Linked DNA regions of Homo sapiens: regions 1, 2, 4 and 5 are each linked to region 3. Evidence: read pairs that join two places in POLR2A ChIA-PET (ENCODE). Cell type or tissue: OCI-LY7. All regions are shown on one strand.

Region 1 (5,000 bases), 74 kb before region 3:
CATCACAGAAGCCGCCTTAGCTCCCGTTACTCACAGAAACAGCATTACCCTTGCACTACATGGCGACATCAACTGGAGAGAGAGGACTCGGGGTCTTCTGATATCGCAGCTGCATCTGCACCTGAAATGCTCATACAGCATTCCCTTTGGCGGCCAGTGAGAAACAAAGAAGGGTCTGTTTCTTAGTGTAAAAGGGGGGAAATGCATCTCAGTTTAATTTTTTTTTTTCTCAGACAGGGTTTTGTTCTCTCACCCAGGCTGGAGTGTAGTGGTGTGATACAGTTTACTGTATTCTCAAACTCCTGGGCTCAAGCAATGCTCCTGCCTCAGACTCCCAAGTAGCTAGGGCTAAAGGCACAAACCACCATGCCCTGCTAGTTAAAAAAAATTGTTTGTACAGAAAGCATCTCACTATGTTGGCCAAGGTACTCTCACCTCCGCCTCCCAAAGCACTGGGATTACAGGCGTGAGCTACTGTGCCCAGCCTTCCCCATCTCTTTTGAAGGGTAGCTAAGTGATATTAATGGTTGTGTTCCCTAATATATTCACTTTGCTAAATTCAGAATAGGCTGGACTTTTAAAAAGCAGAGATACTTTTTTTTTTTTTGAGACCGAGTTTCGCTCTTGTTGCCCAGGCTAAAGTGCACTGGCGCGATCTCGGCTCACCGCAACCTCCACTTCCCGGGTTCAAGCGATTCTCCTGCCTCAGCCTTCCTGAGTAGCTGAGATTACGGGCATGCGCCACCATGCCCGGCTAATTTTGTATTTTTAATAGAGACGGGGTTTCTCCATGTTGGTCAGGCTGGTCTTGAACCCCCAACCTCAGATGATCTGCCCGCCTTGGCCTCCCAAAGTGCTGGGATTACAGGCATGAGCCACCATGCCTAGCCGAGAGATATTTTCATACTTTTTCTTTACTGCACTGATAAGAATATGCCACTTCTTTTAGAATATATTTTGTGGAATTATAAAAATTTCTTTATCAGATAGAGTTATGGATGACTGCCCTTTTCAATATAATTCCCACTCAACCTCAAAATAATGCAAATACTTTCAAAAGGAGAAGAATATGGTTGGTTATGCACAGGGGAATACTATATAACAGGGAGAGGAAAAAGATTAAGCAGCATGAGTATTGAAATTGCACTGCAGCAGCTTTACATGTCAGGGTTAAGAAATTACAGGAGAATCTGGGTGCTGAAAGGGTCTTTTTGGTGATGTTGGCAGCTAATAAAACAAATTTGTGTGGTCTTCCACATGCCCTAGGCAGCTGTTCACTTTGCTGGCTCCAACTAAGATACTTCCCTTTCTTATAGGATAAAAACTGGATATGCATCTAAAACAAGATGTAAGTCACTGAAGATTTTTAGAAGACCAAGGAAACTGTTCATGCAAACAGGTAAATGTGGAAATTTAACAATATTCATTTTTTAAGATCTTATGCTTAAAAATACTATACCAAATACAATTTCATTTCTATTATGAAGATATTAACAAATTTAGAATATGATTTGCTTTTATTGTCACAAATAAAAAACCAAACATAAAATATAGTTTATGCTTGCAATTAAAAGAACATACTGGGCCAGGCGCCACGGCTCACGCCTGTAATCCCAGCACTTTGGGAGGCCGAGTCAGGCAGATCACCTGAGGTCAAGAGTTCGAGACCCGCCTGGCCAACATGGCGAAACTCCCATCTCTATTAAAAATACAAAACTTAGCTGGGCGTGATGGCAGGCGCCTGTAATCCCAGCTACTTGGGAGACTGAGGCAGGAGAATCGATTGAACCTGGGAGGCGGAGGTTGGAGTGAGCTGAGATTGCGCCACTGTACTCCAGCCTGGGTGACAGAGTGAGACTCCATCTCAAAAAAAAAAAAAAAAAGAAAAGAAAAGAAAAAAAGAACATACTGCTCAAAAGAGTAAGATTCAAGGTATTTCTAATGCTAAAGATACTTACAATATCAAGGTCAAAGACTTAGTAGAGAATGAATTCGTCTGAACCCAGAACCACAAACATGACCTTCTCAAGCAACAGCACTTCTTTTATGAGTTAGTGCTATTTTTGGATGAACATATTTTGTATAGCATCTATTAGTTTACAAAGTGCTACATCTCTTATAGTAGGCCCTTCTTATCCATGGGGAATATGTTCCAAGACCCCCAGTGGATGGCTGAAATCTTGGATACTACTGAACCCTATACTTTGTTATTTCCTAAAAAACACATATCTATGATAAAGTTTTAATTTATAAATTAGGCACATAAAGAGATTAACAACAATAAATAATAGAACAATTTTATAACAATATACTGTAATAAAAGTTATGTGAATGTGGTCTCTCTCAAAATATCTTATACTGTACCTTGGAAAGCAAGACTGTGGATAAGGAGGGACTTCTGTATACCATTTTGTTTGATATTCAACAAAACAGTGGAGGCAAGCCAAGCAGGTGATATTATCAAAATTTTACAGCTGCAACTCAGACAAATCCAGACTTTGGAAGGATCAGCATAAAGGATCCTTCTACCACAAGAACAAAATACTGCAAAATGAAAAAGGGAAGACAGACCGAATGATCAGAAGTATTCCTCAGAACTGATAATGTTAAATCATGTTAAGTAGTTTCCTAGTTATCAGCATAGTGAAGTAGGGAGGTGGGTAAGAAGTAGGGAAGTTGGCCAGGCGCAGTGGCTCATGCCTGTAATCTCAGCACTTTGGGAGGCCAAGGCTGGCAGATCACCTGAGGTCAGGAGTTCGAGAGCAGCCTGACCAACATGGAGAAACCCTGTCTCTACTAAAAATACAAAATCAGCCGGGCGTGGTGGCACATGCCTGTAATCCCAGCTACTCGGGAGGCTGAGGCAGGAGAATGGCGTGAACCTGGGAGGCGGAGCTTACAGTGAGCCAAGATCGCGCCACTGCACTCTAGTCTCCAAAAAAAAAAAAAACTGAAGTAGGGAAGTTAGGCCTTCTGAATTGATATCCCATCACTGTATGACAGTGTTAGCCAGCTTTGCTGTAAATATCGTACCATGCCTATCCAAGAAATGAGGGAAAGGGCAGGAGAGAAGGGGTAAGTCAGGTTCCAAAAGGTACAGTTAGCGGAAACTGTAGGGGGGGGAGTCCCTGTGGTCCCCAATAGAAGAGATGAGAAGGAACTAAATGAAAATGCAGAGATTCTGAAGATGTAACTGACCACTTTAATTTCCCCCAACTGAAAGATTTTGAAAATCAATGGTAAAACAGGACTTAGTAACAAGAGAATTTGCTGTACAGTAACTTGGCTAGAATACAGTATTGTGTATCTTAAAGAGTAAGAAACTTGGGGGAAGGATGAGGTGACTAAGAGCCTTGAAAATTGCAGGCAATTTGTCTTTACTACAGGCTTATTAATAAGCCAGGTCATTTTGAAAGTTGTACTTAGAGCTTTATTTCCAAAACAGACAATTGTAAATTCTTATTTTTCCTTCAGTTTCTTCAGATGATTCTGAATCACACATGAGTGAAGAAAAAAAGGAAGAAGATTTACTAAATAATTTTATGCAATCAATGTCAATTGAAGAACAGGGAGAACATCTGATGTTAACTTGACAGTCTTGTCTCGTGTATTGAATTCGTGCCAAAGGTGAGGGTAAGGGGTTGTGAGTTGTGTCCTGTATGTTTAGGATGGTATTGTTATTTATTAAATCATTAAGTAATTTTGGTTTGTTCAGAAACTTAAAACAATGTAATTGGTCTGATGTAGTTCCATGTACCAATGATAGTTATGTAAGAAAATTTACATGTAACATATACTTGTACTTCTAGCTAGATACAATTAAAACTTTTCTTGCATTCAATATTGAATTACTTTTCTTTAAATCTGACAAATGCATCGTATTTCTTCTTTCTGTGTTCATAGTAAGTCCTAAAACAGCAATATTAGAATATCCTACAAGGGCCAGGCGCAGTGGCTCATGCCTGTAATCCCAGCACTTTGGGAGGCCGAGGCGGGTGGATCATGAGGTCACGAGTTCGAGACCAGCCTGACCAACATGGTGAAACCCCCGTCTCTACTGAAAATACAAAAATTAGCTGGGCATGTTGGTGTGTGCCTATAGTCCCAGCTACTTGGGAGATTGAGGCAGGAGAATTAGAATTGCTTGAACCTGGGAGGCGGAGGTTGCAGTGAACCGAGATCACACCACTGCACTCCAGCCTGGCAACAGAGCGAGACTCCGTCTCAAAAAAAAAAGAATATCCTACAAGTATTTTTTTGATTGGGCTAAGGGAAGCTTGGAAATATCCAGATACAGAATAGCATTTGACAGAGATGATGCTCTGACTTGCAAAGTAGGTGATCAATAAATATTTGCTATTTGAATACAACTTTAAAATGTAAATACACATTTTCCCTATCTTATGAAATTACCACATAAATAACTTGGGACTCTCGGACTAGATTAGGTTGGGAGTAGTTACACTAACAAGAGGATTCTTTACGTTATATATTACTCTAGTATGCTTCCTTGCTAAATTTGTTTTTTTTTTGTTTTGTTTTGTTTTTTTTTGAGACGGAGTTATGCTCTTGTTGACCAGGCTGGAGTGCAATGGTGTGATCTCGGCTCACTGCAACCTCCAACTCCAGGATTCAAGTGATTCTACTGCCTCAGCCTCCCGAGTAGCTGGGAATACAGGCATGTAGCACCATGCTGGCTAATTTTGTATTTTTAGTACAGACAGGGTTTCACCATGTTGGCCAGGCTGGTCTTGAACTCCTGACCTCAGGTGATCCACCTGCCTCAGCCTCCCAAAGTGTTGGGATTAGGGTGTGAGCCACTGTGCCCGGCCCCTAAACTTGTATTTTTAAAACTTTTATTAAACCTTGAAAAATGGAAATAGCAACAGTTTGAAGAATCACTGTTAATGTCGGCATGGTATATTATTTAGCAAATAAAATCTGAGTCCAACATTATGACACAATGTAAGAGAAGAGCTCTGAAAGGTCATCTCGTCCAC
Region 2 (5,000 bases), 140 kb after region 3:
AGGGCAAGACAATACAATAAACTATTTAATTTATTATTATTATTATTATTTTTGAGACAGAGTCTTGCTCTGTCACTCAGGCTGGAGTGCAGTGGCATGATCTTGGCTCACTGCAACTGCTGCCTCCCGGGTTCAAGCAATTCTCCTGCCTCAGCCTCCCAAGTAGCTGGGATTACAGGTGTGCGCCACCATGCCTGGCTAATTTTTGTATTTTTTTTTTTTTTGAGATGGAGTTTTGCTCTTGTTGCCCAGGCTGGAGTGCAATGGCACAATCTTGGCTCACTGCAACCTCCACCTCCCGGGTTCAAGTGATTCTCCTGCCTCAGCCTCCCGAGTAGCTGGGATTACAGGCATGTGCAACCATGCCCAGCTAATTTTGTATTTTTAGTAGAAATATGGTTTCTCCATGTTGGTCAGCCTGGTCTCGAACTCCTGACCTCAGGTGATCTGCCCGCCTCGGCCTCCCAAAGTGCTGGGATTACAGGCATGAGTCACCATGCCCAGCAATTTTTGTATTTTTAGTAGAGTCAGGGTTTCACCATGTTGGCTAGGCTGGTCTTGAACTCCTGACCTCAAGTGATCCTCCTGCCTTGGCCTCCCAAAGTTCTGGGATTACAGGTGTGAGCCACCGCACCAGGCCCAGTAAACTATTTTAAAAAATGCAAGGCTTGGTGCAGTGGCTCCCAGCGCTTTGGGAGGATCATTTGAGCCCGGGAGTTTGAGACCAGCCTGGGCAACATAGTAAGGTCATGTCTCTACCAAAAAAAAAAAAAAAAAAAAAAATTAAAAATTAGCTGGATGTGCTCTGGTGCATGCTTGTAGTCCCAGCTACTTGAGAGGCTGAGGTGGGAGGATTGCCTGAGCCCTGAGGGTTGAGGCTGCAATGAGCTGTGATCCCACCACTGCCCTCCAGCTTAGAAGACAGAGTGAGATCCTGACTCTAAAAAAAAAGGAAAAAAAATTAAAAATTAAAAAAAATTTAAAAAATCATCTTGTGGCGATCCAAGCAGAAATATTTATACATAAAATGGTATCTAAGACTTCAAAATAACCATATTGGGCGAGTGCCGTGGAGATGAAACAAATTTGGCTCCAACTTGATGCCTGCTAAGGCTGAATGATAGGTATGTGGGGCTTCAGAAGTACTCTTCTACTTGTGTATATATTTGATTCTTTTTCAGAGTTAAAACAAATAAAAACGACCGCCCCACTTTGTTTATTTATTTATTTCCCCCCGCCTCTCTCTTTTTTTTTTGAGACAGAGTTTCACCTCATCGCCTAGGCTGGAGTGCAATGGCATGATCTCGGCTCACTGCAACCTCTGCCTCCCAGGTTCAAGCGATTCTCGTGTCTCAGCCTCCCAAGTAGCTGGGATTATAGGCGTGCGCCACCATGCCTGGCTAATTTTTGTATTTTTAGTAGAGATGGGGTTTCACTATGTTGGCCAGGCTTCTCTCGAACTCCTAGCCTCATGTGATCTGCCCACCTCGGCCTCCCAAAGTACTGGGATTACAGGTGTGAGTCATCACGCCTGGCCTATTTTTCTCTTTTTTAAAATGTATTGTTTCTCTTATTAAAAATTTTTTGGGACCTCTCCAGTTTGATTGACAATTTGACTGCATGAAATTTATCCAACAGAGATCACCTAAGTTGAACATGTGTACGCCTAAGTATGGGCCAGGATATTCCCTCTGGCATGATTTATAGTAGCAAACAAGGGCAAACAACCTAAAAGTCCGTCCATGGGGGGTGGTTAAATAAATGATGGTAAAGCCATACAAAGGAATATTGTGTGGCTCTTAAGAAGAAGGTAGCAATATGTACACATAATACAGAATAATCCCCAAGATTTATTATTTAGTATAGGTTAATATACTCACTTAAATAGAAATGTAGAAGTGTATACAAAAAATAGTGTGGGCCAGGCATGGTGGCTCACGCCTGTAATCACAACACTTTGGGAGGCTGATGCGGGCAGATTGCTTAAGCCCAGGAGTTTGAGACCAGCCTGGGGCAACATAGCAAGACCCTGTCTCTACCAATAATTAAAAAAAAAAAAAATTAGCCAGGTGTGGTAGTGCGTGCCTGTGGTCCCAGCTACTTGAGAGGCTGAGACGGGAGGATCACTTGAGGCCAGGAGTTGGAAGCTGCCGTGAACTATGATTGTGCCACTGCACTATAGCCTGGGCATCAGAGTGAGACCCTGCCTCTAAAAAGAATAAAGTTAAAAAACAAAAATAGAACACACCTCCCCAGGTAAACAAATGCAGGGGTAGTAGCTAAAGCACTGTCACTGTAAATGAACAGCCACACCTGGTGACTAGTAGGCCCCCAGGTATCCCCCTGGGCTGGGTTTCAGGGATGGGGCCCTGCCATTCCTTCTGGCACAATCCTAGAGCTGGCCTAGGGTCCACTGAGCTCACTTGCCTCTTTTGGCCCCGATGCAGTGGGCACTTCTCCACCTGCACATGTTCACCTCCAGGAGGCAGGCTGGGAAAGAAGCTTGTTACAAAGAACAAACGTTTCCAGGTAAACACTGTCAGCTGTGATGGCATAAAACAGGTCCCCATGTCTGATCATACGGTTTTTTTTCCCCACACACGTTTTTTCTATTGTACTTTTGGCTTCACGCTTCTCTATTTTCAATGAAGTGAAGAAGAACCTTATTTCAATAAGCTTTTTGAAAAATTAGAATCAGGGGCTGAGTTGAAAGAATAGAATGAAATAGAGCTCTACAATGTATTAATATGGGAAATCTACAAGATACAGTAAGTAATGAAAACAATGACTCGATGTCATTTGTTAGGAAGATAGGTACTTATACACGCTGGCACAAAAAACAAACAGGGACAGTTTCCTCTGGGGAGGGATCAGGGGCAAAGGGACAATTTAATTTCACATTTTAAAGTGTCTGCATTTTTGTTTTAAAAGACTGTTTTCCAGCCTGGGCAACATGGAGAGACCCTCACCTCAGGTTCGGGAGGCTGAGGTGGGGGGATTGCTTGAGCCTGGGAGGTTGAGGCTGCAGTGAGTCGTGATTGCACCACTGCACTCCAAGCCTGCGCAACAGAGCAAGACACTGTCTCAAAAAAAAAAAAAAAATTGTTTACAGTGCTTTTATGTTCATGGCAAAATTGAAAGGAAGGTACAGAGATTTCTCATATACCCTTTGCCCCCACTCCATGCATAGGAGTATTTGGATCTTTAAACCATGATTTACATGCTATAACATTTATTAAAAAATTAATTTAAAATGTTAAAATATGCTAAAAGAAAAGAAAAGAATCTGGGAGGCTGAGGTGGGAGGGTAGGAGGATCGCTTGACATCAAGGCTACCGTGAGCTGTGAGTGCACCAGGGCAATCCAGCCTGGGAGACAGAGTGAGACCCTGTTTCAAAAAGAACCAGTAATTGATTTGTTGACTGCATGAAATTACTTTCCTGGCTGGGCGCGGTGGCTCACGCCTGTAATCCCAGCACTTTGGGAGGCCGAGGCAGGTGGATCATGAGGTCAGGAGATCAAGACCATCCTGGCTAACACGGTGAAACCATGTCTCTACTAAAAACACAAAAAATTAGCCAGGCGTGATGGAGGGCGCCTGTAGTCCCAGCTACTCGGGAGGCTGAGGCAGGAGAATGGCATGAACCTGGGAGGCGGAGCTTGCAGTGAGCCGAGATCGTGCCACTGCACTCCAGCCTGGGTGACAGCGAGACTCTGCCTCAAAAAAAAAAAAAAAAAAAAAAAAAGGAAAAAAAGAAATTACTTTTCCTTCAGTTTCCTAGTTGGCTCTGTGTTACTTCTGGAAAGCTTGTGGATCTCTGTGGAACAGAATTTCCTAACTGTGCTTTTAGCAAACTATCAGCTACATGATGGTAGGGGGATGGAGTTCTTGTTTTGTTGTTACTGTGTTTTACACCTTTCATCAGTGCTACCTGGATTTGGTGGCAGGAAATAGTCAAACAATAAAAATAATACCTAATATTTGCTGCCTATTATGTGTCTGGGTTCTTTCCATGTACTAATTTATTTAGTCTCAGAGTAACCATTGATATAGATGCTGCTATCCCTATTTTTTTATTATTATTATACTTTAAGTTCTAGGGTACATGTGCACAATGTGCAGGTTTGTTACATAGGTATACATGTGCCATGTTGGCTTGCTGCACCCATCAACTCGACATTTACATTAGGTATTTCTCCTAATGCTATCCCTCCCCCAACCCCCCACCCCCCGACAGGCCCCTGTGTGTGATGTTCCCCACCCTGTGTCCATGTGTTCTCATTGTTCAACTCCCACTTACGAGTGAGAACATGCAATGTTTGGTTTTCTGTTCCTGTGTTAGTTTGTTGAGAATGATGGTTTCCAGATTCATCCATGTCCCTTCAAAGGACATGAACTCATCCTTTTTATGGCTGCATAGCATTCCATGGTGTATATGTGCCACATTTTCTTAATCCAGTCTATCATTGATGAACATTTGGGTTGGTTCCAAGTCTTTGCTATTGGGAGTAGTGCTGCAGTAAACATATGTGTGCATGTGTCTTTATAGTAGAATGATTTATAATCCTTTGGGTATATACCCAGTAATGGGATCACTGGGTCAAATGGTATTTCTAGTTCTAGATCCTTGAGGAATCGCCACACTGTCTTCCACAATGGATGAACTAATTTACAGTCCCACCAACAGTGTAAAAGTGTTCCTATTTCTCCACATCCTCTCCAGCACCTGTTGTTTCCTCACTTTTTAATGATCGCAATTCTAACTGGTGTGAGATGGTATCTCATTGTGGTTTTGATTTGCATTTCTCTGATGACCAGTGATGATGAGCATTTTTCATGCGTCTGTTGGCTGCACAAATGTCTTCTTTTGAGAAGTGTCTGTTCATATCCTTTGCTCACTTTTTGATGGGGTTTTTTCTTGTAAATTTAAGTTCTTTGTAGATTCTGGATATTAGCCCTTTGTCAGATGGGTAGATTGCAAAAATTTTCTCCCATTCTG
Region 3 (5,000 bases):
CCATCAACATGATGTTGCAATTATTTTAAACCCCTCCTACTGCACTCATCTTCAGACTGACATGCAGTTACCTACAAAGCAAACGTTTTCTAGAAGAACGCGATGCCTAGAGAATAAATACTAAACTTCAATTTTAATATAAGCATCAATGAAGAAAAACAATTTGATTTTGTCCAAAAATGTATTTAATGTACACTCTGGAAGAATTTCAAATATTAAGTAGTATCCAAAGGTAATAGCTTTATTCCTTGCATCTTTGATGATCTCAAGGCATCTTACATCAAGCCTCGCATTCCAAAGAAGCATACTGGCTCTACATGGATTGTCTTTCCATCAGTGAAACACATCTCCTGCCTACTAGGATGGGTACTTGATAGTGAGTTGAAACTCTAGAGGAGAAACTGAATAAGAATCTGGCAGGATCACAATAATTGAATAACAGAAGTATCAGGAGACCCTCTGCACTCTAAGGAATAAGGGTATCTGCTTTTACAGACTTTCTGCAGTAAGGGGCCATCTAATGAGAAAGGGGGCTAAGCAATATTTATTGCAGTACGACAGGCATCTTTTCAGATGCTGAGGCTTTTCAAAGACTTTAGTGTTCTCAGAGCCAGCCTCATTTGTCTAAAGACATCACAGCATGAAGCACTGTAACTAGAAAAAAAATGAGATCAGAGTAGAAACTCAATTTCCTATCCAATGGAACAGATCACATTTATATCAACATTTCTTTTTTTTTTCTTTCTTTCTTTTTTGAGATGGAGTCTCACTCTGTGGCCTAGGCTGGAGTGCAGTGGCGCAATCTCAGGTCACTGCAACCTTCGCCTCCCAGGTTCAAGTGACTCTCCTGCCTCAGCCTCCCGAGTAGCTGGTATTACAGGCACCCACCACCATGCTTGGCTAATTTTTCTATCTGTAATACAGACATGGGGTTTCGCCATGTTGGCCAGGCTGGTCTCAAACTCCTGACCTCAAGTGATTGCCCCCCAACACAGCCTTGGGCTCCTAAAGTTCTGGGATTACAGGCATGAGCAACCGCATCCAGCCTATATCAACATTTCTTAAACCTCAACTATTTGGGCACTTAAGAACGCTCCCGACGGGGTGCAGTGGCTCATGCCTGTAATCCCAGCACTGTGGGAGGCTGAGGCGGGTGTATCATTTAAGCTCAGGAGTTCAAGAGCAACCTGGGCAACATGGTAAAACCTCCGTCTCTACTAAAAATACAAAAAATTAGCCAGGCATGGTGGCACACACCTGTGGTCCGAGCTGCTTGGGGGACAGGGGTAGAAGGATCACTTGAGCCCGGGAGCTGTGATCGTGCCACTGTACATGAGCCTGGGTGACACAGCAAGACCTGCCTCAAAAAAAACCCCAACAAAACAAAAAACACTCCCCTGTGATTCAAGACTGTGAAATGTTGTATCTGCAAATAATTATCCCAAACGGAGAGTCGCTTGAGCCAGGAGGTTGAGGCTGCAGTGAGCTATCACTGTGCCACTGCAATCCAGTCTGGGTGAAAGAGCAAGACACTGTCTCTATTTTAAAAATGAAAAAAATTAGCCATGCCTGGTGGCGCATGCCTGTAGTCCCAGCTACTCGGAAGGCTGAGGCAGGAGAATCGTTTGAACCCAGGAGGCGGAGGTTGCACAGGGAGCTGAGATCGCACCACTGCACTCCAGCCTGGGCAACAGATTGAGACTCCATCTCAAAAAAAAAAAAAAAAAAAAAAAAAAAAAATCCAAAATGAATGAAAAGCAGGATGACTGAAAAAATATATTCAACAAATATATTCTGTCAAGTTATACAGAAAAATGTCATGTGCTTTTTGACTAACAACAGTCCTTTCAGTTCTATGGAGGTAAAATTATATAGATTATGCTGCACTTCCTGTTTTAACAAGCAAGTGAAATACTCCCTTTGCAAGAAGTTTCCGGCCCAGTGCAGTGGCTCACACCTATAATCCCGCACTTTGGGAGGCTGAGGTAAACAGATCACTTGAGGTCAGGAGTTTGAGACCAGCCTGGCTAACATGGTGAAACTTCATCTCTACTAAAAATACAAAAATGACCCAGGTATGGTGGCGCATGACTGTAATACCACCTAGCTGGGTAACTGAGGCAGGAGAATCGCTTGAACCCAGGAAGCAGAGGTTGCAGTGAGCTGTGATTGAGCCACTGCACTCCAGCCTGGGTGACAAAGCGAGACTCTGTCTCAAAAAAGAAAAAAGAAGAGGAAAAAAAAAAAGAAGAAAGATGTTTCTGGCCAGTCGCGGTGGCTCATGCCTATAATCCCAGCACTTTGGGAGGTCGAGGCGGGTGGATCACCTGAGGTCAGGAGTTCGAGACCAGCCTGGCCAACATGGCAAAACCCTGTCTCTACTAAAAATACAAAAATTAGCTGGACTTGGTGGTAGGCACCTGTAGTCTCAGCTACTTGGGAGGCTGAGACAGAATTGCCTGAACCTGGGAGGCAGAGATTGCAGTAAGCAAAGATTGCGCCATTGCACTCCAGCCTGGGCGACAGGGTGAGTGAGACTCCATCTCAAAAAAAAAAAAAAAAAAAAAAAAAAGAAGAAGAAGAAAAAAGAAGTTTCCATTCCACATTAATCACAATGAAATCTGTGTCTTTTGATTCTCCAGAGATCAAGACTACGTCAAGAACAAGATCTCTAAGCAGAAGTTAATTCAAAAGTGAAGGTAATGAAGCTCAAAGGATGGACTGAAAAGTTCAACCCTGTAATAAAACATGTGAAAATGGCCGCATGAGGTGGCTTACGCCTGTAATCCCAGCACTTTGGGAGGCCAAGGCAGGTGGATCACCTGAGGTCAGGAGTTCAAGACCAGCCTGGCCAACATGGTGAAACCCCATTTCTATTAAAAATCAAAATTAGCCAGGCGTGGTAGCACATGCCTGTAATCCCAGCTACTCAGGAGACTGAGGCAGTAGAATCCCTTGAACCTGGGAGGCAGAGGTTGTGGTGAGCCGAGACTGCGCCACTGCACGCCAGCCTGGGCAACAAGAGCGAAAATCTGTCTCAAAAAAAAAAAAAAGTGTGAAAATGGAAACTATAGGCAAAACTCAAACAACAAAATCAAAGCTGTAGTAAGCGGTTCATTTTGTGTTTGAGAATTCCAAACAAAATAGTTAGCTATTCCTTGCTAGCTTAGTAATTATGAGACAACTTAAGAATTAATCAAATTAATGAGCCTCCACATACACTTACACCTATGTCTAGAATACTTCATTAACTAGAGAAGATAATTTCCAGACTATTCTGGGCAGTTGCCTTGTCTTAAAAAGCAGTGAAAAGTGCTGACATGAGGATTAGGAAACAATTGTGTGAAGGCAAAGAAACTTAAAGTCATCCTTTTAAAAATAAAAATGTTCTTCCTTTAACTTCAATAATTCTGTTTAAATACCAATACTTAATGTGGAATTATCTATTCTGGCTCAACTGTGGCTTGGGAACTTGTGCAAATTACAAACTTGGTATGAATCACTGGTCTGCCTTCCACAAACTGCAGAGTTGAAGGTTAAGTTACTGAAAAGGTCACTTCACTCCTTTCTGGCCTGCAACAGTATCTTCCTCAAATGCCAAATGCTGTTAGCAATGTTTCTGGACAGGAGGAGGCAACAAACAAATCATCTGGGAGGTCATACTTATTGTAAGTTATGAATAGCAGAGACAGGGCACTAATTATGTTACAGAAGTAAGGGCCTCTATTAAAGCTGTGGCTTCAGTTTGTTTTCAGGTGTTAGAAAATGTCACATAATACCAAATAATTCAAAAATTAAGTAAGGAAGTAACAAGCAATTAAGACCAGCTATCTGATATATGCCTACTTGTACTGGCCCTTTAGGCTGGGGAGAAGATTTTCCTTCTGTTTATAATTTACAAGATTAGATCTAGAATTCTTGTCAACCTGATATTTATGACAAGCCATATATCCTTGACCTAACCCCAAAGAAGATACTATTTACCCACTGCTTTCTTCACCCTCTATAAAAATAAGGGCTGGCCTTGACTAAAATAGGCACCCTCTGGGAGAGGTCTATAGTCACATGCGGCCTGGCACAAATGTAACTTTTTTTTTCCTTTAAACGAGAACATCATTCCTTTGAATAGCCTGCCAAGTGTAGAACTGTCTCTTAATTTCTGAACACTAATTTATATACACATATATATACACGTATATATATACATACACGTTATATATATATACACGTATATGTATATGTGTATATATACATACACGTTATATATATATACACGTATATGTATATGTGTATATATACATTGTTTTTTTTTTTTGAGATGGAATTTCACTTTTGTCGTCCAGGATGGAGTGTGATGGCACAATCTTGGCTCACTGCAACCTCCACCTCCTGGGTTTAGGAGACTCTCCTGCCTCGGCCTCCTGAGTAGCTGGGATTACAGGCACCCGTCACCATGCCCGGTTCATTTTTTGAATTTTTAGTAGAGACGGGGTTTCACCATGTCAGCCAGGCTGGTCTCAAACTTCTGACCTGAGGTGATCCACCCGCCTCAGCCTCCCAAAGTGCTGGGATTACCCACCACGCCTGGCCTATATTTTTTACTCTATACATTGTTCAACTAAGTAATGATCTTTGAGTAGTAGGACAATGAGTACTTTTTTTTTCTTTTTCATACTTTTTTTGTTTTGTTTCGTTTTTCAGACGGAGTCTCGCTCTGTCGCCCAGGCTGGAGTGCAGTGGCATGAACTTGGCTCACTGCAACCTCCGCCTCCCAGGTTCAAGCGATTCTCTGCCTCAGCCTCCTGAGTAGCTGGGATTACAGGCGCCCACCACCATGCTGGGATAAGTTTTGTATTTTTAGTAGAGACGGGGTTTCACCATCTTGGCCAGGCTGGTCTTGAACTCCTGACCTTGTGATCCATCCCGCCTTGGCCTCCCAAAGTGCTGGGATTACAGGCGTGAGCCACCGTGCCTGGCCCATACTTTCCAATTTTTTAGCA
Region 4 (5,000 bases), 250 kb after region 3:
GTTCAGAGAGGTGACATCACTTATCCCTTATTGCTTAGTTAGGAAGTGGCTGAGCTGGGATTTTGTTGTTTTTTGAGACAGGATCTCACTCTGTCACCCAGGTTGGAGTGCAGTGGTGCCAACATGGCTCACTGCAGCCTGGAACTCCTGGGCTCAGGTGATACTCTCACCTCAGCCTCCAGAGCAACTGTGACTACAGGTATGCGCCACCATACCCAGCTTATTTATTTATTTTTGGGACAGAGTCTCACTCTGTCGCCCAAGTTGGAGTGCAATGGAGTCATCTCAGTTCACTACAGCCTTGACCTCCTGGGCACAGGTGATCCTCCTGCCTCAGCCTCCCAAGTAGCTGGGACGACCCGCATGCATCACCAAGTCTGGCTAATTTTAAATTTTTTCTTGGTCAAGGCTGGTTTTGAACTTCTGGGCTCAAACAATCCTCTCATCTTGAACTCCAAAGTGTTGGGATTACAGGCATGAGCCACCACACCCAGCCTTGAGCTGGGATTTGAACCTAAGCCTGTCTGACTGCAAACAGGCTTTCACTGTGTTTGCTTAACCATTGTGGCATCCCTCTCACCAGGGATCAAATAAGGTCCAGAAAGTTCTGGAAGGAACCCAATTTCATGAATGAGAAGCACGCAATTTGACCCAAACACCAGCTTAACTGAGGCTGTGATCTGGCTGTGTTGGGGTGCGCCCCATCTGTTAGGTGGTCTTTAGACCTCACCATCTGCAGCTGAGTACATGCTGGAGCCAGATGGCTTGAGTTCGAATTGTGGCTCTGCCATTAACTAGCAGTGTGACCCTGGGCAGTCCTGGGTGTCTTCTGGTGGCCTCCCCAGATCCCTTCCCTGCCCCTTCCACTTTCTGGGCACCTGGGAGTTTGCCCTCTGCTTTTGGGTGGATTTGGCCAATTGGGAACCTGGACGGAATAGAGGGCAAGAGGGGAGGGGGCTCACGATGTTCATTTTCCCAGCTCCTTCTGGTGGGGACACCATACATTCTTCCACTGAAGGCCACGGTTTCAATCAGGCCTCTCTCCCAGCCAGGACAGCCACTGGGTCTGGTTTTGGAAGCCTCCTCTTCTAAAACACTCCCTCCTGTCTCCTTTAGGGCTGCAGTGCTAACAGCTCCCTGCTGTTTTTTTGTTTTGTTTTGTTTTGTTTTGAGATGGATCTCACTCTGTACCCCCAGGCTGGAGTGCAATGGTGTGATATCTCGGCTCACTGCAACCTCTGCCTCCTGGATACAGGCGATTCTCCTGCCTCAGCCTCCTGAGTAGCTGGGACTACAGGTACCTGCCACCATGCTTGGCTAACTTTTGTATTTTTAGTAGAGACATATCACCATGTTGGCCAGGCTGGCCTTCAACTCCTGACCTCAAGTGATCCGCCTGCCTCGGCCTCCCAAAGTGCTGGGATTACAGGCGTGAGCCACCGTGCTTGGCCCCAGTAGCTACTTTTATTGAGTGCTTACTATGAGCTGAGATTTGTGCTATACCCTTTGTATTACTCAATTCCTCCTCACAATCCTACAAGGTAGGTACAGTCACCATCCTGTTTTACAGATGAGGAAACTGAGGTTCAGGCAACTCAAGCAACTTGTTCAAGGTTACACAGCCGAGAAAACATTGAGACCCTAGGCTCAGGCTGTAGCCACTACCCTGCCTCTGCAGCATGAAGGCAAATATGTGGTCTGAATGGGAATTCATGATACAAGAGGGCAGTATTGTGTCAGCCTGGCCCTGGTTTTGGGACCTGAAACGTTTGGGGCATTTTTGGGTGGGTGGTAGGTGACAGTGAGATGTTTTGCTCTGACACATGCCCAGGGTCACCTGGTCCAATTCCTGCTCAGCTACTTCCAAGCCTTGTCACTCTGGCAAGTTCCCTAACCGCTCTGTGCCTTAACTTATCCTTCTGTAAGATGGGGATAACCACATTACCTGCCTCAGAGGTAATGTTGTGAGGGTTAAATGAATGAATGTATTAAAGAGCTCAGAGCAGCATCTGGTAAATATTTCATTACATTAATGTTAGCTATCATCATCATCATCATTGTCATCTCACCTGTTGGACAACCCATGTGTGTGTGACTGAGGAAATGGAGCATCTTTGGCGAATTCCCTCCTTCCCTTGCTGCCTGGATCTCATCTGGTGCAACTGAGCTGGTCTCTGCTGAATTATTTTACTTCTTTGTCCTCTGCAGCCAAATGGAGACCTCTCCCTGACTCTGCCTGGCCTTCAGACACTTTCAGAAGGCGGTTAACACCATCTGGCCTTGAGAATTCTGAGTCTTTATATTTCAGGATTGAGCTGAGACCTTTGTGAAACATCATCTCTGGGAGGGCCAGCCTGGGCCCAGCTCACAGACATAAGCTGTCCTCATATCCCAACTTCTCATTGACTCACACACGCACTCAGTGCTTTATTGAGCACCTAGTGTGTGTCAGTTGCTGGGCAAGGTGCCAGGGCTGTACTGTAGCAAGGAAAACAGGAGACAAGGTCCCTGCCATCATGAAGCTCATGTGCTACAGGGAGTGACAGACAGCAGGTAAGTAAACAATAACAAATGAATATATAATAGCAGAGAAAAATAACAGCAATGGAAACAAGCAAAGCAGGGGAAGAGGGTTAGACAGTGACTGGGATGGGGAGGTGGATGGTATGTGAGTATTTTAAACTCAAGGAGGTGCTTCTTCCTGGGATGCTCTGGGATATTCTGGGATACCTGAGATAGCCAGGTAAAATCCACTAGGAATTCGTTGCTGACACTGAGGCAGGAGAATAGCGTCTGCAGGCAGGGAAACTAAGGTCAGTTCATGCTGACTTCCTAGAACTAAATCAAAAGGAAAGTCCCAACTTTCCAAGCCCAAGTAACAAAAGGACCAGAGGAACAAAGGACCAGAGGCTGGACTGTGCCCAGCCTGTTCTTCCTACAATCTTTATGCAGATATAGATGAATGTGAAAACAAGAGAGTTTTAAAAAGTCTGAAAGGAGCTAGTTAGAATGTCAATAGAGGTTGCTCACAGAACTGTAAGAGGCAGAGGAGATAGAGGGTGGAACTTCGTTTCTGAGCCTGGCTGCCTGGGTTCATATCCTAGCCTTGCCACTTGCTAGCTGTGAGAAGAGGGCAAATCACTTCACCTATGTATGCCTCAGTTTCCTCATCTGTAAAATGGTGCAATAATGACATGCAGGTATGAGATTATCTTCCTATTTATAAAGCACTTCCAACAGATCTAGTACGTAATGAATCCAATCTAAGTGTTTTTTTCTAACTGTGTTGAAACAAGTGGGCATGAAAAGATTCCTTTTCCACCCTGAGCTACAGATTGAGAAGTTTTTGGGGCTGGGTTCTGCTACCTGTATTAAATATATTTTTTTAAATTAAAAACCTTTTGTTATAGAAAATGTTGAACATACATGAAAGTAGAGAGAATGTTACCTTTTTTTCTAAATTGAGATGGAGTCTCGCTCTGTCGCCCAGGCTGCAGTGCAGTGGCGCGATCTCGGCTCACTCCAAGCTCCGCCTCCCAGGTTCACGCCATTCTCCTGCCTCAGCCTCCCGAGTAGCTGGGACTACAGGCGCCCGCCACCACACCTGGCTAACTTTTGTTTTTGTATTTTTAGTAGAGACGGGGTTTCACCGTGTTAGCCAGGGTGGTCTCGATCTCCCGACCTTGTGATCCACCCGCCTCGGCCTCCCAAAGTGCTGGGATGAGCCACCCACTACAGGCGCCCACCACCACGCCCGGCTAATTCTTTGTATTTTTAGTAGAGATGGGGTTTCACAGTGTTAGCAAGGATGGTCTAGATCTCCTGACCTCATGATCTGCCCGCCTTGGCCTCCCAAAGTGCTGGGATTACAGGCGTGAGCCACCGCGCCCGGCCAGGTGTTTGTTTTTATCCTCCTATTTTTTCCATTTCTAGCACTTTCCATATCTGTAAAATAGGATTAATAATAGTACCTATCTCATAGGGTTATTGTGAGAATTAAATGAATTAATGCTTATAAAATGCTTATAAAATGTTAAAAAACACGGCCTCCCAAAGTGCTGGCATGAGCCACCATGCCCGGCCACAATTTTTTATTTTGTTTCTTTTCTTTTAAGACAGAGTCTTGCTCTGTCGCCCAGGCTGGAGTACAGTGGCACCATCTCAGCTCACTGCAACCTCTGCCTCCTAGATTCAAGTGATCCTCCTGTCTCAGCCTCCCGAGTAGCTGGGACTGCAGGCATGTGCCACCATGCTCCACTAATTTTTTGTATTTTTAGTAGAGATGGGGTTTAACCATGTTGGCCAGGCTGGTCTTGAACTCCTGACCTCAAGTGCTCCATCTGCCTTGGCCTTCCAAAGTGCTGGGATTACAGGCATGAGCCACTGCACCTGGCCTATTTTTTTATTTTCTTGAGACATGGTCTCCCTCTTTTACCTAGGCTGGAGTGCAGTGGCACGATCATGGCTCAGTCACCTCAAACACCTGGGCTCATGGGATCCTCCCACCTCAGCCACCTGAGTAGCTCAGACTATGGGTGTGCACTACTGCACCCAGCTAATTTTCTAATTTCTTTTGTAGAGACGGGGTCTTGCTATGTTGCCAGGGCTGTTCTTGAATTCCTAGGCTCAAGAGATCCTCTTGCCTCAGCTTCCCAAACTGCTGGAATTATAGGCATGAGCCACCTTCCTTGGCTCAGAATATTATAATTAACCTTTGTACACCCATTGTTCATGTCAATGATTAGCAACTCATGGTGACACCTGCATTTTTAACAAGGCCCTGGTGCACACTACATCTTGAGAAACCCCCAGTGGAATTCCAGGACGCTCCTGAGGCTGTTACTGGAAAGGGGTCCCGATCCAGACTCCAAGAGAGGGTTCTTGGATCTCTCGGAAGAAAGAAGTCGAGTGAGTCCATAGAGTAAAGTGAAAGCAAGTTTATTAGGAAAGTAAGGGATAAAAGAATGGCTACTCCATAGACAGAGCAGCCCTGAGGGCTG
Region 5 (5,000 bases), 200 kb before region 3:
CACACCACTACACACTCCAACCTGGGTGGGAGACTGAGACTCTGGCTCAAAAAAAAAAAAAAAAAAAAAAAGGCTGGGCATGGTGGCTCATGCCTGTAATCCCAGTACTTTGGGAGGCCGAGGCGGGCGGATCACGAGGTCAGGAGATTGAGACCATCCTGGCTAACACGGTGAAACCCCATCTCTATGAAAAATACAAAAAATTAGCCAGGCGTGGTGGCGGGCGCCTGTAGTCCCAGCTACTCGGGAGGCTGAGGCAGGAGAATGGTGTGAACCCGGGAGGCGGAGCTTGCAGTGAGCCGAGATTGCGCCACTGCACTCCAGCCTGGGTGACAGAGCAAAACTCCATCTCAAAAAAAAAAAAAAAATTATCTGGCCATGGTGGGGTGGGTGCTTGTAATCCCAGCTACTTGGGAGACTGAGGCAGGAGAATTGCTTGAATCTGGGAGGCAGAGGTTGCAGCGAGCCAAGATCAAACCACCGTACTCCAGCCTGGGTGACAGAGCAAGATTCTGCCACAAAAGAAAAAAAAAAGTGTTGTTTAGGATAAAAATGTGGTAAAAATAAAAATGAAACAAGGGAACAATGGTATTATTTTACAGATAAGAAAAATGAGGTTGTTATTTACCCAAGCTTCAAAAGACTTTCAGGGTCACAAAATAAAAGAAGTAATAAAACAAAATTCACTCATGGGTACTTCTGGCAGGAGTGGGGCTAGAGGAGTAGGGCCAGCTGGGATCAGCCTGGCGCACAGGCGTGTGGGGGTCCTGGAAATGTTCTATTTTGTGACCTGGGTGGTTGTGTACACATTTTTCCTGTGGTTTTGTAAACACTTCTACTATGCTTTCACATGCTTCTGTATGTATGCTGTATTTCACCAATGTCCCATTTTTATTAAAATAATCAAGAAATCCCTGCCAGGCCCCAGGCAGGCTCTTGGCCTGGGCTCACTGGAGGTTCATTATGCACAGGGACCACTCTCCCAGATCTGCTCAGGGGTCTCCACACAGCCTTGACTCAGAGAGGGCCCCTCCCTGGCCTCCCCTAGGAGGACAGAAGCTGCCTCCAGGTCACTGCGTGGCTTGTGTCTATGCCCAGCATTCTGGAACAAGCTCCAGTAGGGGGATATACACGAGGTCACCTCTCTCCCTTCCTGTCACACTAGTAGGCTTCACCAAACAGCAGCAGCACAGATGTGGGGAGTGGCCTGGGCCTGCAGGGGTCCTGGTGTCAGCTCGTTTGGGCCCCTCAAGGCTGGGGCTTCAGTCTGGGAGCCACCTTGTCTGAAGGACAGACCCCTGCTGGCTGTGGTTCCTACTCAATTCCTAGACCAAACCTCTGTTGCCCCATGGAGACTGATAGGGAAGATGGGCCCGTGGGCCGAGGGGCCAGCTGACTAGGTCATGGGTAGAGGATGACCCAAACATGAAAAAAATAACTTCCCTGGGCCTCTTGCTTACGCAAGACCAGGCCCAGCACTTAGGGGTTCAGGTCAAATCCACTGATCTAGTGCCAAAGGGGTCCTAGCCCACAGGGCAGAAGGCAAGGTTACCATCCTCAGGGATGCTGGCCTGACAAGGACCAAGGTTTAGCCCTCAGAGGCTGCTCCCCACCCATACACCCCTCCGAGGGCTCCAAGTGCTGCCACCCCTGCTACAAGGCCCCTTTCATGTTATGCCCCCACCTGACGACAGTGGAAGACCCAACTCTCTGAGTCTTATACCAAAGGAACATGGAGGTACAGAGAACCCAAGGGAGCTGCCCATAGCCACACAGCCAGTGACAGGCCATGAGGCAGAGGCAGAGGCTTCCCGAGGGTGGAGAGAGGCCCTCCCCCAGGCCTCAGCCCTCCTAGTGAGGAGGGTGGGTACCTCTGAGGCGGCACTGAAGGAGGGGGACTCAGGGACGATACAAGCAGCCAGCACCCCCCCGACCCCAACACACACAAAACCTCATCAAGCACAGTCTCCCTCAGCCCTCAACAGGGGAGGAACTGACCTCAGTCCAGGAAATACCCCAACTGCAGAGCCAGGCGAGGGGGAGGGACCCCAAATCCCACAGCCAGGAGAAAGCTAAGGGGGAGGCCTGAGAGGATCGCAGAGAGCACAAGCTCCTAGCTCCAGCAAGAGGAAGCGGAGCAGACGCTCAAGAGACTGCAGAGCTCCTGGTTTGCCCCTAACCTGAAGCCCACGGAGGGGCTCCCTGGGTAGACAGGGTGGCTGCCGGGCTAACCTGGGCATATGTGTTTGCCACGCAGAGAGGACAAGCCAGCCAGGTCCCTTGAAAGTTCCAAAAAAGATTATACTCTCACTCCAAAATCCCCCTGCTGAGAATTTACCCAAAGAAGGAAAAAAAATAGCACAAAGGAGGTCACCAGAGGGTTGTTTATAAAGAGAGAGACACTGGAAGATTTAAGTGGCCAGCGAGAGCTGTGTCGTGACGCGCTGTCCTTGCCAGACTGTCTGCAGCCTTTAGACAAAGCAAGGCTGAGGCCTGCAGCAACAGACGGTGAGGCGGGCTTAGTGTGGCTGTTTTCTCTGGAACAGAATATATGATACAATTGCAGAGAGATCCGTTAAGACCATACTGAAACTCCAGGGCAGGAGGCTCTGGACAGACGAAAACAGCTAATGTGTCCATCTGAGACTCAGTGCACTCATCTGTGAAAGCGGCCAATTCTACCTCTCCAACTTCAGGGGGTGTGAGGCTGAGATGTGGTAATGTAGGCAAAGGCCATGCCTCGTGGCCTGTCTCAGAGGAGCACTCACAAAATAGCAGCTGGGGCCGGGCGCCATGGCTCACACCTGTAATCCTAGCACTTTGGGAGGCCAAGGCGGCCAGATCATGAGATCAGGAGTTCGAGACCACCCTGACCAATATGGTGAAACCCCGTCTCTACTAAAAATACACAAATTAGGCAGGTGTGGTGGCCCATGCCTGTAATCCCAGCTACTCGGGAGGCTGAGGCAGGAGAATTGCTTGAACCTGGGAGGTGGAGGTTGCAGTGAGCCGAGATAGCACCACTGCACTCCAGCCTGGGCAACAGAGTGAGACTCTGACTCAAAATAAATAAATAAATAAATAAAAATAAAGAAAAGAAATAGCAGCTAGGGGCCAGGGTGCGGTGGCTCACACCTGTAATTCCAGTGCTTTGGGAGGCCAAGGCCCGCGGATCACCTGAGGTGAGGAGTTTGAGACCAGCCCGGCCAACATGGTGAAACCCTGTCTCTAGTAAAAATACAAAAATTAGCCAGGCGCGGTGGCGCATGCCTGTAATCCCAGCTATTCAGGAGGCTGAGGCAGGAAAATCACTTGAACCCAGGAGGGGGAGGTTGCAGTGAGCCAAGACTGTGCCACTGCACTCCAGCCAGGGCGACAGAGCAAGACTGTCTTAAGGAAAAAAAAAAAAAAAAAAAAAAAAAAAAAAAAAAAAAAAGGCGGGTGCAGTGGTTCACGCCTGTAATCCCAGCACTTTGGGAGGCCAAGGCAGGCGGATCACCTGAGGTCAGGAGTTTGAGACCAGCCTGACCAACATGGAGAAACCCCGTCTCTACTAAAAATACAAAATCAGCCGGGCATGGTGGCACATGCCTGTAATCATGTGCCAGATGGAGAGTGAAACTCCGTCTCAAAAAAAAAAAAAAAAAAAAAAAAAGGAAGAAAGAAAAAAGAATAGCAGCTAAGGCAAATAAAAGCAAGGGAGTACTGATCAAATCTGAGGTTGGTAAAAACAATAAAAACCAAATGAAAGCACTTAATGATAGTGGTGCTGATGAGGGGCAGGCAAACAGGCACTTGCACCTGTTATTGTTGGAGGGTAATCGGGCAGCACCCATGAGACATGTCAATGCACACAATCTGAGACCCAGGAATTTCACTGCAAGGAACTTGACTTCTGCATATCCTTGGAATATTATGGCAAAATATGTTCATGACAGCACAGACTGAAATAATTATGTTCAAGACTGGAAAACAAGTGTCCACCAGTAGCAGAAGGGTTGCGGAAATTGTTCCTTCTGCAGAATGGATTCTGCAGTACTGATGATTAAGGGGTGCACTGACGCTGCACAGAATGTCCCTGTGCACAGCACGGCCTCGTATTTTTTTTTTCATACGGGGTCTCTGTCGCCCCAGCTTAAGTGAAGTGGCACAATCTCGGTTCACTGCAACCTCCACCTCCTGGGTTCAAACGATTCTCCTGCCCTACCCTCCCAAGTAGCTGAAACTACAGGCGACCACCACCCACGCCTGGCTAATTTTTGTATTTTTAGTAGAGACGGGGTTTCACCGTGTTAGCCAGGATGGTCTAGATCTCCTGACCTCAGGTGACCCACCAGCCTTGGCCTCTCAAAGTGCTGGGATTACAGGCATGAGCCACCGTGCCTGGCAGAATATTTTTTATAATATATATAGTTAAGGAAAAGCACAAAACTATTTTTACAAAAGTAGAACCAGAAACTTATTTTGGGGAGAGACAATAAATTCAGTGGATTGGGAAGTAGATGTATTTCTAATTTTATGCCTTCCATGGTTTAATTTTTTTTTTTTTTTTTTGAGAGGGTGTCACTGTGTTACCCAGGCTGGAGTACAGTGATGCAACCACAGCTCATTGCAACCTCCACCTTCTGGGCTCAAGCAATCCTCCCACCTCAGCCTCCTGAGTAGCTCCCGTGTGCATTGAAGCTGGGACCATAGGGACACACCACCATGCCCAGCTAATTTAAAAATTTTTTTGTAGACATGGGGTCTATGTTGCCCAGGGTGACCTTGAACTCCTGAGCTCAAATGATCTGCCCACCTCAACCTCCCAAAGTGCTGGGATTACAGATGTGAGCCACTGCACCTGGCCTGAATTTTTTAAACATGTGTAACTTTAGGTAACACATATATATTACAAATACACACCATAGTTCACATAAATTAAGATGTGTTTACTGGAGTTATCCAGATGGCAGGCTTACAGGTCATTTCTTAATTGTCATAAAACATATATAACATAA

Evidence for each region. ChIA-PET counts read pairs that join two places held together with the same protein. Peaks named below come from ENCODE experiments on the same cell type or tissue, not always from the same donor. Only the 100,000 strongest peaks of a DNase experiment are listed, where the experiment ranks them.
Region 1: POLR2A ChIA-PET joins it to region 3 with 5 read pairs; 7 of 35 experiments call an interaction of 5 or more read pairs at or near these places.
Region 2: POLR2A ChIA-PET joins it to region 3 with 6 read pairs; 4 of 35 experiments call an interaction of 5 or more read pairs at or near these places.
Region 4: POLR2A ChIA-PET joins it to region 3 with 5 read pairs; 3 of 35 experiments call an interaction of 5 or more read pairs at or near these places.
Region 5: POLR2A ChIA-PET joins it to region 3 with 6 read pairs; 3 of 35 experiments call an interaction of 5 or more read pairs at or near these places.

What each region holds. Positions count from the first base shown.
Region 1 is chr12:110,486,545-110,491,544 of GRCh38, forward strand. FAM216A (family with sequence similarity 216 member A) reads left to right here. Exons shown (of 7, transcript NM_013300.3): 5 at 1-173; 6 at 1,317-1,399; 7 at 3,475-3,841. The coding sequence ends at 3,593. It overlaps VPS29 (VPS29 retromer complex component), which reads right to left. Exons shown (of 4, transcript NM_016226.5): 4 at 4,539-5,000. It overlaps LOC124903016 (a long non-coding RNA gene), which reads right to left and starts at 2,749. Exons shown (of 3, transcript XR_007063459.1): 1 at 2,365-2,749. In OCI-LY7, no CTCF peak of the experiment used is centred here; no DNase peak of the experiment used is centred here.
Region 2 is chr12:110,702,448-110,707,447 of GRCh38, forward strand. It overlaps a transcript of HVCN1 not described here. Among named protein-coding and RNA genes, the nearest start is that of HVCN1, 16 kb to the left of the region's middle. In OCI-LY7, a CTCF peak has its summit at 2,475 (motif pointing right); a DNase peak (open chromatin) is centred at 2,484.
Region 3 is chr12:110,560,577-110,565,576 of GRCh38, forward strand. All of the region lies in intron 1 of PPTC7 (protein phosphatase targeting COQ7), which reads right to left. Among named protein-coding and RNA genes, the nearest start is that of PPTC7, 20 kb to the right of the region's middle. In OCI-LY7, no CTCF peak of the experiment used is centred here; DNase peaks (open chromatin) are centred at 1,285 and 1,935; H3K4me3 peaks cover 1,247 bases; H3K27ac peaks cover 2,072 bases.
Region 4 is chr12:110,813,986-110,818,985 of GRCh38, forward strand. No RefSeq gene overlaps it. Among named protein-coding and RNA genes, the nearest start is that of CCDC63, 31 kb to the right of the region's middle. RefSeq lists an enhancer at 1-129. In OCI-LY7, no CTCF peak of the experiment used is centred here; no DNase peak of the experiment used is centred here.
Region 5 is chr12:110,364,912-110,369,911 of GRCh38, forward strand. LOC124903014 (a long non-coding RNA gene) reads right to left here. Exons shown (of 2, transcript XR_007063457.1): 2 at 4,911-5,000. Among named protein-coding and RNA genes, the nearest start is that of ANAPC7, 36 kb to the right of the region's middle. RefSeq lists enhancers at 866-1,734, 1,735-2,602. In OCI-LY7, no CTCF peak of the experiment used is centred here; DNase peaks (open chromatin) are centred at 2,740 and 3,760; H3K4me3 peaks cover 549 bases; H3K27ac peaks cover 1,084 bases.